Linked DNA regions of Homo sapiens: all the other regions are linked to region 5. The links are chromatin contacts, found by Hi-C or POLR2A ChIA-PET in ENCODE. All regions are on one chromosome and are shown on one strand. The core of a region is the stretch at or near the end of the contact, and the rest is flanking DNA. Distances in the headings are between cores, read along the strand shown. Region 1 holds the start of RBM18 (RNA binding motif protein 18). Region 2 holds the start of ZBTB26 (zinc finger and BTB domain containing 26). Region 3 overlaps STRBP (spermatid perinuclear RNA binding protein). Region 4 overlaps MAPKAP1 (MAPK associated protein 1). Region 5 has its middle 55 kb from the start of NEK6.

Region 1 (2,700 bases), core at 35-2,534, 1.9 Mb before region 5:
TGCTTGTATTTGGAAGGGGAGCAGGACAAAACAAAAGCAAAATAAATAAAGAAGATATAATTAGTGATACATGCCACAAACACAATTAAGCAGGGTGATGTGACAGGGACTCGACGACTATAGATTGAGTGGAGGGAAGGCCTCTCTAAAGGAGATGACATTTGGGACTTGAATGATAGGACATTCTGATTTTCTCATGTCTAAAATCAGGAATAATACCAATAGCTATTAATATTTATTACCACGAAAAGGTACCATGTTTTACTGGTAAGAGTGCAGGCTATGCGGGTCTGGGTTCAAATCCTGACTTTTGCACCTAGTAACTGCACCTTTAGCAAGTCACATGACCTTTCTTTAAGCATCCTCTCGATAGAAAAGCTTTCCTAAACAGAGTTCCTTGTTATTCTATATCATAGCCACTTTTCCATCTTTTTCCTCCTACTAAATGCTAATTCAATGTATTACTTAATGTTTCCTCTTCTATTTCCTTCACTAGAACGTAAGCTCCCACAGCACAGGACCTTGCCAATCTTGATCACGGTTCTATTTCTAGCACTTAAGTACACTGCCTGTCTCACGGTTGGTGCTTAATATTTACTAAATGAAGCAAGCCGCTTCTCCACTCGAAGACTTAGTTTCTTTTTCCTTCCTAGAATGGGTACAATTTGTCGTCTCACGAGGTCGTTGTGAGTCTTAAATAAGACAATTTTGGTGACAGCTCAGAATATGGCTTTTTGAGGAAAGGTAAAGGGTAATAAAAGATCAAGACGGCACGGGACTATCAAAATGCTTTGCGTTTGCAATAGCAACAATCCTTTAGACTACCAGAGTTCACAAAACGCGGTTACATTTGTCTTTCCAGCTGAGCTGCAATAACTCTGGAAGCCAGAAATAGTCATCTGGGGAAAGTGCAATCCAGAGAAGAAGAGACACCTGATCCTAACAGCAAGCGGTGGGGTCATGCCTGGAACCCTGGCTTCCCGATTTCTGGCTGCGAATTCCTACAGGCGAAGGGTCATTACTCGGATTGTTATTTCCGGGCCAGCGACAGGACAATCCGGGGCGGGGCCTGAGATGCAGTCCTGCGAGGGCGGCCTCCTGTAAGACCTCTTAGCGGGCCCATCGCTGAGGTGCAGGGACATGTCGCGGCCGAACTCACCTCGTGGCCTCGGCGTGGTGCTCTCAGCTCATGCCCGGAAACCAGGTCCCGACGCCGCGGTCAGACGGACCTCTAGACGCGTCCGCCTCAATGCCGCCAGCTGCCAGGCCGCCCGTGACGCGTTAAGCCTGCGCCGCCTCCTGGCTTCGTGACGTCACGACGTCCGCGCAGCTGCGGTCGCCGCCGTCGCACGAGTCTTTCCTTAGTAACCTGGGCGATAGCTGGTGAGTGTCCTTGACAGGGCCTCGAGGGGCGCGTGTGGTCTGGGTGCCAGAGACCCTTACTCAGGGACCTCTGGGGGACCTCAGGGGACCAGACTACCGTCCCCGACCCGTTCGAGTCCAGCTTGACCTTTAAGGCTGAGGGCGGGACCTGTGGCATTGGAGCGAGTCTCATGGGGTGGGGGCGGGGCTCCTTTTACCAGCTAGGAATTTAGGGGATGCTGGAGGAACTTACTAAAGAGTAGCCGCACACTTGACGGGAACGTTTGAGTTTCAGAACAATCCCATAGGAGTAGATATTATTATCTCCCATAATGAAGAAACGGAAGCTCACATAGGTAATTTTACCAGGGTCACGCGGTCAGAAAGTGAGGGCGCTTAAATTCAGACCTAGGGCTATCCGACTCCTAAGCCTGGACTTTTAACCACCACTCTGTGCCACCCAGTGGCAAAACAGTTGTCATTTCAGTAGCCCTTCTCCATTTACTTAACCCTGACAAATAGTATTGTCATTTACGTTTTACAGATGAGACGGAAGTCCTGAGAGTTTGACCGATTTAAGGTCACGTGCCTAGGAAGTGCTGGAACCAAGACTCGGAGTTTTCTCTAAGTTTAGTGCCTTTATTTTGTTTTAAACCACACTGTTGCATTTCCCCCCATTTTGGAAAGCTTTATAGTTGGAAAGAATGAAAACCTGATCTGACCCCTTCATTTTATGGTTGAAACAAAATCTACGTAGGAGAAATCACTTGGTACAAGTCACAAGTCAGTGGTAGAGCTGCCGCAAATGCTTTTTGAATACGTGTGATTATGAATCTAAATGGCAGATGGCAGGGAGTGATAAGGTAGGCATACTGGAATCCAGATCTCTTAACTCTTAGGCAAAAGCCCTTTCTCTACCTGTTAAAGTGTCTCATTCCTTCTTTGGCCGTGCCAGGTGCATAATGATTCTGTGTATAGTCAGATACTACAAGTACCTTTCTTTACCTGGTACTGCATTTAGAGAAGAACATCATCTACTATCTCTAAGCAAAAATCTGGCAAACCAGAGACAGTGGAGGCAACGCTGGGAAGCCCAGAACCTACCATAATAGTAAGGGTAGATTCCCATCCGATTCTGGTTTACCCTGGATAAGGAATTTATCTTTCTGGACTTTCACTGATGTATTCATCACATTCACAGTGTCTTCTGTGTTCTGGCAATGTACCAGGTACTGGGGATACAGCAGTGAACAAGAAAATCATAGATTAGTCCTTGTAGTACTTAGAGTCATATGGAGGGAATTAGACAATCAAATAATTACACAAATGTTAGCTTGT
Region 2 (2,700 bases), core at 10-2,509, 1.3 Mb before region 5:
CTGATAATGGCATTACCATCCTTCAGCTCAGAGGTCTAAAACCTAAGAATTAGATTTGGTCCCTCACACTTCTTCAGCATTCAGTTAATTATGGAGTCTTGACATAATCATCTCCAGTATATTTGTCTCCTTACCAATGACACCATTATAACTTATTTCAGGAATTTTTTGCCTCTCACTAGGCTGATCCCATTACCCCTTCAAAAGAATCTCCGATAAGCGTTCCTAACTTTTAGCTAAATGTCTAAATGCAGTTAATAGAAAGTCCCTTCTCTATGGGCTTTCTACAGAACAAAATGATTTCCTGCAGTGCAAATCTGACCATATCAATATTCTGTTCCGAACTCTTCAAAAAACTACCCATCTCCTTTAGGATTACACCATTCACCATCTGGACCTCGGTCGACTTTCCCAGTCTCATATCCATTCTGTGCATAGGAGTCCCCCCATTTCCTCCTCTTCCCACACAAGTTATGCTCAGTCATTTCTCCACAGTATTGCAACTGTCTTCCCTGAAAAACTCTTCAACACTTTACTCTCTCCAAGTACAATTCAGACATCACTTTCTTTCTAAAGCCTTCTCAGCAACGGCCCCTTGAGCAATTAACACATATGTGACTGATACATACATACATATATATACACATAGGAGTACTTATTTGTTCAGATCTGGCTCCCAAACTTAATCCCGAAAACTGGAACAATATCTTGCCAATCTCCAGTGTCTGGTATAGCGCCAGTAATATAAAAGGTGCTGCGACCAGTGGCCAAATAGGGGAAAACCCCAGCAAAAGGGTAACCTAGCACTCACAGTGGTTCTCAAAGACTGGCACTGAATGCCTGGTCTTGGGCTGGCTCCCGAGGCTCGTTTTCTTAGGGCCTCACCTCTGGCACTTCTTATAAGATGCCAGAGTCAGGCCCCCAAGCCAACTGCTGGGCCCTCAGCTGGGGTCCTATGAGGCGGTCCCAGGGGCATCCTCAGGCTCCCCACTCCAGTCACAGGGAAGGGAAAGGGGCGGGGCGCAGCGTGGGCCGGGCCAAGGGCTCCTCAAGTCCCCAGGGGCCTAGGCCAGCCTCTCGGCTCCCATCCCAGTGCAGGTCCCGGTTGATCCAGGGCCCCAGGGGGGTTCCATTTTGAGACACCCCGCACCCCAGCCCGCCGCTCCGGCCGTCTCCGCACTTACAGACCCGGGGGAAGGCCGCCGTCAGGATCCGGCACCGCCAGGAGCTCCGGCCCCTCGGGGCTCCGGGAAGGGGGAGGGGCAAGGAACCCGAGCCAAAGGGGGACCCAACGGAACCGGAAGGGCAGCCCTGGCCGGACAAAGACAACTTCCAGGTCCCATGGTCCTCTCCGCCAATCGGAAGGCTCGGAGGACAACAGGGGCCCCGAGAGGGAATTTCTGCGTTGTGGGCGGGGCGCAGACGGAGGGCACCGTACTCTGGGCACTAGCTTCACTGCCTACTACCCCGAGGTGCCTTAGCTCGTAAGCGTCTGTGGCTCAGGCCCTGTGCGCCTCGCAGGGACCCGCTGCTCGGGACCCCCGTCTCAGCGGCTCTTCTGTAGCTGGGCCTAGACGGTCCGCTGCCTCCTTGGGCCTGAAGGGCTCCTCTGCACTTAAACTTTGGTAAGTCTTTTTAGCCTAGGGGTGTAGACTCGTCGCGCGGGAGCCCGAAGAGCAGAAAGCTCTCCCCTCACTTTTGGATGTGTTTTTCAGGGTTCTTGCCTTGGAGTTCTTCCTAGGGCAAACTCTTGCACTCCCATGGCTTCCGTTACCTACTTCATGCTGACCATTCACAACCCAGGCAGCTACATGGACGAGATCTCCAGCTGTCCTGATGTGAAAGTACCTTTTAATGATCTCAAGTTCATCTCATCTCCTATCCAGACCGGAAAACTTGAGGATCCTTCTAGAGTTCTTTTCCTTGCCAATCCAGTTTACTGGTTTTTGACCATTCTTTTCGTTTTTGGTGGTGGTGAGGGGCTTTTTATTGAGGTAAAACATGCGTAATGTTTATTACTTTAATCATTTGTAAGTGTAAAACTTGATGGTCTTGAACTCTGGAGTTAAAGTGATCCACCCTCCTCAGCCTCCCAAAGTGCTGGGATTACATGTGTGAGCCACTGCTCCCAGCCTTTCCCTCTTTTTAATGTAGTTATTTACAACTATACATTTCACTTTGATCACTGTTTTCACTACAGCTCATAAGTTTTTGTATGTTGTGTTATTTTCATTCATTTCTAAGTATTTTCTAATTTCCCTTTTGATTTCTTCTTCTTTTTTTTTCTTTTTTTTGAGATGGAGTTTCGCTCTTGTTGCCCAGGCTGGAGTGCAATGGTGTGATCTCGGCTCACCGCAACCTCCGCCTCCTGGGTTCAAGCGGTTCTCCTGCCTCCGTCTCTAAAGTAGCTGGGATTACAGGCATGCGCCACCACACCGGGCTAATTTGATATTTAGAGATATGGAGACGTGGTTTCTCCGTGTTGGTCAGGCTGGTGTCGAACTCCCGACCTCAGGTGATCCACCCGCCTTGGCCTCCCAAAGTGCTGGGATTACAGGTGTGAGCCACCGTGCCTGACCTTGATTTCTTCTTTGACCCAGTTGTTAAGAGTGTTGTTTAACTTTCAGATATTTGTGACTTTTCCAGTTTTCCTTCTGTTATTAATTTATAACTTCATCTGTGTGGTCCGAGAAGATACTT
Region 3 (2,700 bases), core at 180-2,679, 1.0 Mb before region 5:
AAATAAACTTCCTTCTGTGTTAGTAGTAATTAGGCAATTTGTGAGGAACATGAATACCACTGTATATTGGGAAAGAACATCAGCACAGAAATCTAAAAGACCTGGATTCTACTCGTAGTGCCTGCTGACTCAGTATCCACAACAGTAAAATGACTATTGGCTAGATGAGCTAAAGTTCCTCCCAACTATATCATTCTAAAGTGCCTCCCTTTCTATATCAGCTTATGGGGAAAGCAGAAAAATGTGATAAAAGTATAGAGCTAAGGAAGGAAAGATAAACTGCCAGCATATGCATTCCAAATCCAGGAGTAGCTAAAAGAGCAAACACTCAAAGAAATCAAGTCATAAATGGTGCATAAGAAAGGTGCTCATCTATCCTTGATTTTAATTCTAAAAGTTTCTTATTGGTTCATTTCCCTTAATCACAAATGAAAATAGTAACTAAGTTTAACCGTCTTTCAACAAATAAGCAAGTGTTTGGGTATGGCAAACATATTTACAGGAGTTACAGTCTCTCCTGCTCCTGAGGCTTACTCTGTAGTTAAGCAACAAAAGCAGTAACAGTTTAAGTGCCCTATTTAAAAGGGGAAGAGAAAGTAACATCTGAGCACAAACAGGTGTCACATATTCTCATTTAAATCTCACCACAAGCCTCCATTTGCAAGACAAGAAATGTGAGCCTCAGAAAAGTTAATTGTTCAAGTTCACCAAGAAAGTAAAATGGCAAAGCCTAAATTCAAACCTAAGTTGTTTTGACCACAACATTCAGGTCCCTTACATTATATGATTGCTTCCCAAGTTCAGAAAAGGGAGAGGTCAAAATTAGAGATGTCAAGCAAGGCAAACTGAAAGTCTGACTTCAGCAGAATCTTGATCTACCTAGATGGGAAACAGTCATTCTAGCTATAAGCAAAGAATCAGCAGAGTTGGGCAAGAATCAGCAGAGTTGAGAATAAAATGGAAAGGGAGAAGGAAGAGAAACAAATTGTGGCAGTGGAAACTAGAAAGGAAGATAAATAATCCAGCCATGGGTTCAGTGCCTGGCACACTTATAGAGATTCAATAAACATTAAATCAATGAAAAATGTTAAAGGTGGTATAAATATAGAAATAAAAAGCATTTTAAAGCAGGTGACCAAGTGTAGGCAATTGTCTGATATTAACAATAGAGAATCAGTCATCTTTGATTTCTTCTTCCTCTGTATCCTTGTCCTCTCATTCTTCCAAGTCTAATATTGTAATGGTTTATAAATTATCCCTCTATAATCACCATCAAACTTGCAAACCAGTTTCTTCAGGCTTTTATTACCTCTCACGTAGACCACCTCAATAACCTCCTCCTTACTGGCCTTTCTGACCTCTGTCATCTCCAAAGTACTGTATACAGCAACCAGAATAATCTTCCAAAGGCGCTGATTGGATAACACTCTACCTACTAATTCATTGGTGTCCCACTGAACACTTGGACACTTACCATATTGGAAAGCAATTTAGAAAATGACATCGCTTCCTGGTTCAAATCCTGGCTCTGCTACTTACTGTGTGACATTGGACAAATTTCAAATAACTTGACTTCTTTTGAGCCTGCTTCCTCATTTGTAAAACAGGAATAATACCTTTCTCACAGAGTGGTAGTGAGAATATATGTTAACAAACTTTGGCCAGAGCCCAACAGATATTAACAGCTCAATAAACAACAGTTATTATTCCTTAAACAGTTCTATACTTTCTCATACCTAGATCGGTGCTGAGATTTATTTTTTTCTTTCACTTTCACCACATGCCAAAACCCTACCCCTATCCATCCTCTGAGCCTATTCCAAGTGCTACCTCCTTCATGGAGCTTTTGCAGATTTCCAGAACCAGCACATCATCGTCTCTCCCTGCTCTGTACTTTCACATGTTATTCACAGGAAACTGAAGAATAGATGCTAAGAAAACTGGATCTGGAGTCAGAGAAACTTCAATATGAGTCCTGGTTCAACCACACATATTTACTAAGTAGCCTTAAGCAAGTTAAAGTTTGTTAATGATTCTGAGTCACTCTTTTTTTTATAAGCAAGTTTGGAGCACAGGAAATTTCACAAGTAAAACAGGAGTGGAGAAAGGAAGATAATAATATTAGAGACTGGTAGATTTGCTGCAAGATAGTAGGAAAAGTATGTGGTACAATAGTTGGCACTCAATAAACAGTAGCTGTTATTAGCTCAGTTATTAAATTCTAAACCATAATTATGATATACTTGGTCTTATCAGCCCACAGGTAGAAGACAGCATGATTGAGCAAAAAATCAATTCCTAATTCAAACAGTTCTGAATTTCAATTTAAAAATTGGAACATAGCAGTTATTGTAAAGCAAGCAACCCAATGTATTTGAATTTACTATATGTGAATTTAAAATTAAAAACAGAATTCTAATATTCCTAATAATACATATTGTAGGACCTTGTATAAGTTATTTGACTTTTGAATCCATTTTGAAAAAGGTAAAGCATTAAGTTAAATTAAGACAGCATAGGTAAAAGCTGCCTAACCGTGCCTGGCAATGGAAAATGCTTAATTGCTTAATAAATACAAGCTACCCCCCACCCATCTCTGTGTCCTTCAGAGTGGTTAACACTCACCAGGTGCACAATATATGTTTATTACCAGAACACAACTCTGTCCTTGGAATACATGCCAGCCTCTGATATAAGAAT
Region 4 (2,700 bases), core at 12-2,511, 1.4 Mb after region 5:
CGGTTCCTAGTCTCTACCACCTCCTTGTGGCACTTGTCTGAATAGACACTTATAGTTGTAAATGTCTGTTGTACAGAACTTACTATACCTCACCACACTAAATTCCCTACTTTTGCTAACCACAGCCATGGTGATTTATTCAGACGTAAGGATGTCAGTTTCCTGCTCCAAATACAACTAGCAGGAGCAAATCAAAACTCTTCTTGATCAAGCCTCGTCTCTCACCTCCTCTGCTCTCAGCCTCCACATTCCAGTCATACCCTACTACTTTCATTGCCCAGAATTTACCAGCATCTCTCACCTCAGATGTTTACACCAGCACTTCACCTACCTAGAAGCCTCCTGCCTAACCTCCTCCCATCCTTCAAGGCTTGGCTTAGGGGTCATCTAAGGAGTCTTCCCTGATATTCTCCCATGCGAAGCCCAGGCCAGGTGTCCTTCCTCTAAGAAACTCACCATACTAGGCCAGGCGTGGTGGCTCATGTCTGTAATCCCAGCACTTTGCAAGGCCGAGGCGGGCAGATCCCTTGAGGTAAGGAGTTCAAGACCAGCCTGGCCAACATGGTGAAACTCCATCTCTACTAAAAATACAAAAAAATTAGCCAGGCATGGTGGCACATGCCTGTAGTCCCAGCTACCTGGGAGGCTGAGGCAGAAGAATCACTTGAACCCAGGAGGAAGAGCCTGCAGTGAGCTGAGATCACGCCACTGCACTCCAGCCTGGGTGACAGAGCAAGACTCCGTCTCAAAGAAAAAAAAAAAAGAAGAAACTCACCATACTAAACTTTTCCTCTCATAGCATTTATTATGCTATATTATAATTGTCTGACTTCCCTACAAGATTACACATACCATTAAATTAGGGACTATCTCATTCACTATTGTATCCTCAGCATTAGTCAAGTCCCTGGCACATACAGGCACTCAAGAAATATTTGAGAAATGAATGCATGAGTTTTCCTTCTAACTACCTGGCTCTGCTGAATCATACTGAGGTTACAATTAACCATGACCCTAAACCTTTTCTTTCATGTGCTACTTGGTTAAACCTCATCTTCCTCTTCCCCTTTTCCACTGCCACCCCCATACACAAATGACTGCATCTTATGACTTAAGTGCAAGTATCATTTTGGTGTGTCAAGACCACTTTAGTCCCTGACTTTGTCACTGCACATGCCTGCTATTCTTCCCAGCCTTCTGCCTTCCACAAGTGTCATCAGCCTATCATCAATGTTCTCATTCAGGTCCCTGACAGCAATGAACACACAAGAGACCTACAGCTTGCCACGAAAGATAGCTCTCCAGTTTGACATAAATCCATTAATCACCACTCTGTGCCTCGTCTCTCAGCCAGGTGCAAAGTCCACCTGACCACAATGTGACTGGAGAATATCTCCAGCTTGCGTGCAAGAATACTATGCAAAAATTGATGCTTTACTGAAATTCAGAACAAAGAATTTTAACCACAGCCCTCTATCTAGCTAACAACCCTATCCAAGAAAGAAATGGGCTTGTTCTGCCCTGCTTGGTTCTGAGGAAACCCATGGTGGCTCCTAGCAATCACTACTTCCCTTTTTTGAATTTACAAGCCCTTTAGCTCTGCTAAGTGAGCTGTTGTAAATGCAAGACCGCTCAATCCCAAAGCTGAAAAGAGAAGTCTATGAAGTGTGAGTTGCTGAAGGAGACTTCATGAAAGAAGTGAGATTTAAGGAAGATTTCAATGCACAGCGCCAACAGAGCTTGGTAGAGGACACAGGGAGAGTAGCCAAATCTAAGTGTGAGTAACAGGGACAGCAAGGCTGATTGTGGATAACAAAGACAGCAAGTCAGAAAGCCTGGCCCAAGTATCACCTGGGACAAACAGGGACTAATAAAAAGCAAGTTCTTCCTGCTGGGCTGCCTCCTTGAGCCAAAAGGTCAACCACAGCTGGGCTTCTGCCTGAATTCTTATTTTAAATATAATAGAACACATATTAGATTAAGCTGAGACAGAAAGTAATCCTTACATAAAAGACAGTTGTCAGAATGGCCAATCTAGTTTCTCCTAAGCACTTTCTGATGACGAATCCACCACCAGGATTATGTGTAATGGGCAATTTTGATGCAAAGTACTATTTTGCAACATTGTCCCATTTCTCTTCCAGAAAAATGCAGAGGTAATTATGTACTCATAGTCAGTGTAGCAAATCAGTTAAATTAAACCTGTATTTCATCTAATTCATATAGAATATGAATAACATAACTAACTTTTCTAATTTCATACTCTAGTACTCTCAAGTAAATAAAAGGGGAAAAAAAGTAAAGTTTCTCCCCTACAAATAGAATCTGTCACTTCCTAGGATGTGCACTTTTCAGCTCATGCATCCTAAATGCATGTGGAGATATTATATGCACTTTCTATTTAGCAATTTAATTATATCTTTGCATTCAAAGAGTGGCAATGGTTTGCAGTAATAATCAGGTGAAAGCATTCTGACATTAATATGCTGGAATCCGATGTGTTAATTTGATGCAACTTTGCCTTGACAATATGTGATTAATTTGTTCTCAGGCTAGCCTTGCTCCCAGCTCTGACAGTTTAAAATGCTGGGTTTCTTTATCCATATCGCTATTTGACACGCCTTAGCCCACTGCTTTGCTAAGACCACTGTTAATTTGTAATGAACTTGCTTTTCAGGGGGGCTCCTTCATTTTTAATTC
Region 5 (2,700 bases), core at 78-2,577:
GTAGTGTGATCTCAGCTCACTGCAACCTCCAGCTCCCAGGTTCAAGCCTCCTGCCTCAGTCTCCCGAGTAGCTGGGATTACAGGCGCACACCACCATGCCTGGGTAATTTTTGTATTATTAGTAGAGATGGGGTTTCAACATGTTGGCCATGTTGGTCTTGAACTCCTGACCTCAGGTGATCCACCTGCTTCAGCCTCCCAAAGTACTGGGATTACAGGCATGAGCCACTGTGCCCGGCCTTATGGGACCATTTTGAAAAACAACATATAAAATGGATAAAGTCAGAGATACTCTGGTTCCTAGGGGATATTGGTGGAGAGGGGAGTGGGGGAGTAGAAGCCCGATTTTCTCTGCCTTCCTCTTCACTCCCTCCTACTGAGGACCCCAAGAGACATTGTCAAAAAAACCAGGATTCTGTCAAAGTCAGTTAGGAAATTATTGGAAAACAGAAACAGAGCTCACATTTACTGAGTATCTACTACATTCTAGGCAATTGGGCATAGATTTGCTTGGAAAATATCCTTTATGCTCATTTAAGAAGAAATGAATCATTGTCTGAGGCCCTACCATAGCAGTAGAGCCAGGATTAAAAACCAGATGACTGGGTCGGGCGTGGTGGCTCACACCTGTAATCCCAGCACTTTGGGAGGCCGAGACAGGCAAATCACGAGGTCGGGAGATTGAGACCATCCTGGCTAACACGGTGAAACCCCATCTCTACTAAAAATACAAAAAGTTAGCCAGGCGAGGTGGTGAGCGCCTGTAGTCCCAGCTACTTGGGAGGCTGAGGCGTGAACCCGGGAGGTGGAGCTTGCAGTGAGCCGAGATGGTGCCACTACACTCCAGCCTGGGCGACAGAGAGAGACTCCATCTCAAAAAAAAAAAAAAAAGAAAGAAAGAAAAAGAGAAAAAGAAACCAGATGCCTGCCTCCAAAACCCATTTTTGGTCTCAGTCACAGAGCAGTGACCCTCAACCCAGCTAAGGGCTGGCCTTGGGACGGTCCCCAGGCTGGGCGTTTTGGAAACAGCGTCCATTCTGGAGCCTTGTGGTGGGTGATTTTGGAGAGGCCCGGGTTTGAGCTCCAGCAGTGAATATAAATTGCTATGCGGCCTTGGGCGAGTCTCTTCACCTCTTTCAATCTCGGTTTCCTTATCTGCAAAATGAGATGTTGGGTCCTTACATCTGTGACATCTTAGGACCTAAATTTAGCCCACTCCAGTTGGCCTGGATTGATAGCTGCTGGGTGAGCCCTCCCACAGCGAGGAGGCAGGAACAGCATTGAAGGGCCTGGGCCTCCCAGAGAGGAAGTGAAACTGGAGGCCTCTGCCTTCTTCCACCCCCTCTCCACCCTCACACACTGCCACCTTCTGAACTAATTGAAACCCAGCCAGAGTGGGCCCCCGCCAGTGACTCAGCCCCTGGCCCTATCTGATTGTCAAAGTCAATTCCTAGAAGTTGAAGAGAAGTCACTTCTCTTCTGCTGCCATTGCTACCACCTCCCACTGCAAGATGAGTTCTAATTCTGTCCTTCAACCACAGTCAGGAGGAAGGCAGTGAAGACACAAGAGGCTTTCAGGGGAAAGTCTGGGTTTGATGTGCGGAGGCTGGGCAGTGCTGGAAGGGGTGAGGGAGGAAGGGGACCGTCCTTGTCATGGTTGGAAACATGATGTGCAAAGGTGGGGAGGGGGGTGGGGGCGGGCAAGATCTCAGCTTGCCACTTATCAGCTGTGTGACCTTGGACACATTCCGTCATCTCTCTTTGCCTCAGTTGTACATCAAATAAACAGGAAAGCCCTCCTTCCCAATTTCACTTCTCAGAAGTAACTGCCGCTAGTGGTTCAGGGTTGCAGATACCAATCCAGAAGAGACAGAGAAGAAGATGGGAATTGAGATGGAAAGTAGGTACATGGGCACAGAGCGGCTGACTCTACACACAGTGGTGGGCTCATGCTGCGCTGGATGGTGGGGACAAGGGGAAGAGTGCGGGCTCTGCTCTGAAGAACTTGGCTTTGAAGAATTTTCTATCTCCTTCACTGATCTCCAAGAGAACATAAACCCAACAAGGCAGGAATTCTGCCTGTCTTCCCCAGCACGATACCCCCAGCACCTGGGCTTGTGCCTGGCACACAGGCACCTGAACAGAGGAACGTCAGGAGGCAGAGAAGCTAGAGACCTGGCTGCTGCCCCTTGACTGCAAGGTAAGCTGGCAGGTACTGGACAATAGCACCTGGTACCCAGTTTCCAAGCGCAAAATGCACATGTCTGCTGCTTCACTTCTGTCTTCCAAATCTCACTCAAAACGTCTTTTTTTTTTTTTTGAAACAGAGTCTTGCTCTGTCACCCAGGCTGGAGTGCAGTGGCACAATCTCAGCTTACAGCAACCTCTGCCTCCTGGGTTCAAAGGATTCTCCTGCCTTAGCCTCATGAGTAGCTAGGATTACAGGTGCCCGCCACCATGCCTGGCTAATTTTTGTATTTTTAGTAGAGATGGGGTTTTGCCATGTTGGCCAGGCTGGTCTCGAACACCTGACTTCAGATGATCCGCCCACCTTGGCCTCCCAAAGTGCCGGGATTACAGGCGTGAGCCACCGTGCCTGGCCTCAAAATGTCTTATGACCGACGCTACCCCAGAGCTATGCAGGGAAGGGAATCTGGGAAACATAGTTTCAGTTCAGTCAAGTTGTCACAATACAAAGCC

What was found. Hi-C counts contacts between places; a loop is a spot of excess contacts on that map. ChIA-PET counts read pairs that join two places held with the same protein, here RNA polymerase II (POLR2A). Pooled maps may share reads with other maps.
Region 1: a pooled map shows a loop between it and region 5 (9-fold over the local background). The contact joins the promoter of RBM18 here to the enhancer-like site in region 5. A Hi-C loop is called at or near these places in 2 of 50 pooled maps.
Region 2: a pooled map shows a loop between it and region 5 (3-fold over the local background). The contact joins the promoter of ZBTB26 here to the enhancer-like site in region 5. A Hi-C loop is called at or near these places in 1 of 37 single-sample maps with no recorded cell type and 2 of 50 pooled maps. POLR2A ChIA-PET finds 5 or more read pairs at or near these places in 2 of 52 experiments (OCI-LY7 and WTC11).
Region 3: a map with no recorded cell type shows a loop between it and region 5 (6-fold over the local background). The contact joins two enhancer-like sites. A Hi-C loop is called at or near these places in 2 of 37 single-sample maps with no recorded cell type and 3 of 50 pooled maps.
Region 4: a pooled map shows a loop between it and region 5 (6-fold over the local background). The contact joins two enhancer-like sites. A Hi-C loop is called at or near these places in 2 of 37 single-sample maps with no recorded cell type and 7 of 50 pooled maps.

The regions. Positions count from the first base shown.
Region 1 is chr9:122,263,556-122,266,255 of GRCh38, forward strand. It overlaps RBM18 (RNA binding motif protein 18), which reads right to left and starts at 1,285. Exons shown (of 6, transcript NM_033117.4): 1 at 1,160-1,285. It overlaps MRRF (mitochondrial ribosome recycling factor), which reads left to right and starts at 1,327. Exons shown (of 7, transcript NM_138777.5): 1 at 1,327-1,383. RefSeq lists enhancers at 467-1,438, 817-2,016, 1,439-2,409, 1,585-1,744.
Region 2 is chr9:122,930,253-122,932,952 of GRCh38, forward strand. ZBTB26 (zinc finger and BTB domain containing 26) reads right to left here and starts at 1,260. Exons shown (of 2, transcript NM_020924.4): 1 at 1,185-1,260. It also overlaps a transcript of RABGAP1 not described here. RefSeq lists a silencer at 1,032-1,371.
Region 3 is chr9:123,174,447-123,177,146 of GRCh38, forward strand. All of the region lies in intron 4 of STRBP (spermatid perinuclear RNA binding protein), which reads right to left. Among named protein-coding and RNA genes, the nearest start is that of MIR600HG, 60 kb to the left of the region's middle. RefSeq lists enhancers at 348-1,059, 1,780-1,839. Within about 2 kb of position 1,430, at least 4 of the 41 ENCODE cell types and tissues checked have a DNase peak (open chromatin) inside an H3K27ac peak, as active enhancers do.
Region 4 is chr9:125,631,475-125,634,174 of GRCh38, forward strand. The region is part of intron 4 of MAPKAP1 (MAPK associated protein 1); the gene reads right to left. Among named protein-coding and RNA genes, the nearest start is that of MAPKAP1, 74 kb to the right of the region's middle. Within about 2 kb of position 1,262, at least 7 of the 41 ENCODE cell types and tissues checked have a DNase peak (open chromatin) inside an H3K27ac peak, as active enhancers do.
Region 5 is chr9:124,201,309-124,204,008 of GRCh38, forward strand. No RefSeq gene overlaps it. Among named protein-coding and RNA genes, the nearest start is that of NEK6, 55 kb to the right of the region's middle. RefSeq lists a silencer at 833-1,033, enhancers at 933-992, 1,043-1,382, 1,342-1,486, 1,433-1,482 and a cis regulatory region at 1,409-1,419. Within about 2 kb of position 1,328, at least 11 of the 41 ENCODE cell types and tissues checked have a DNase peak (open chromatin) inside an H3K27ac peak, as active enhancers do; they include OCI-LY7, where a contact is called at or near this core.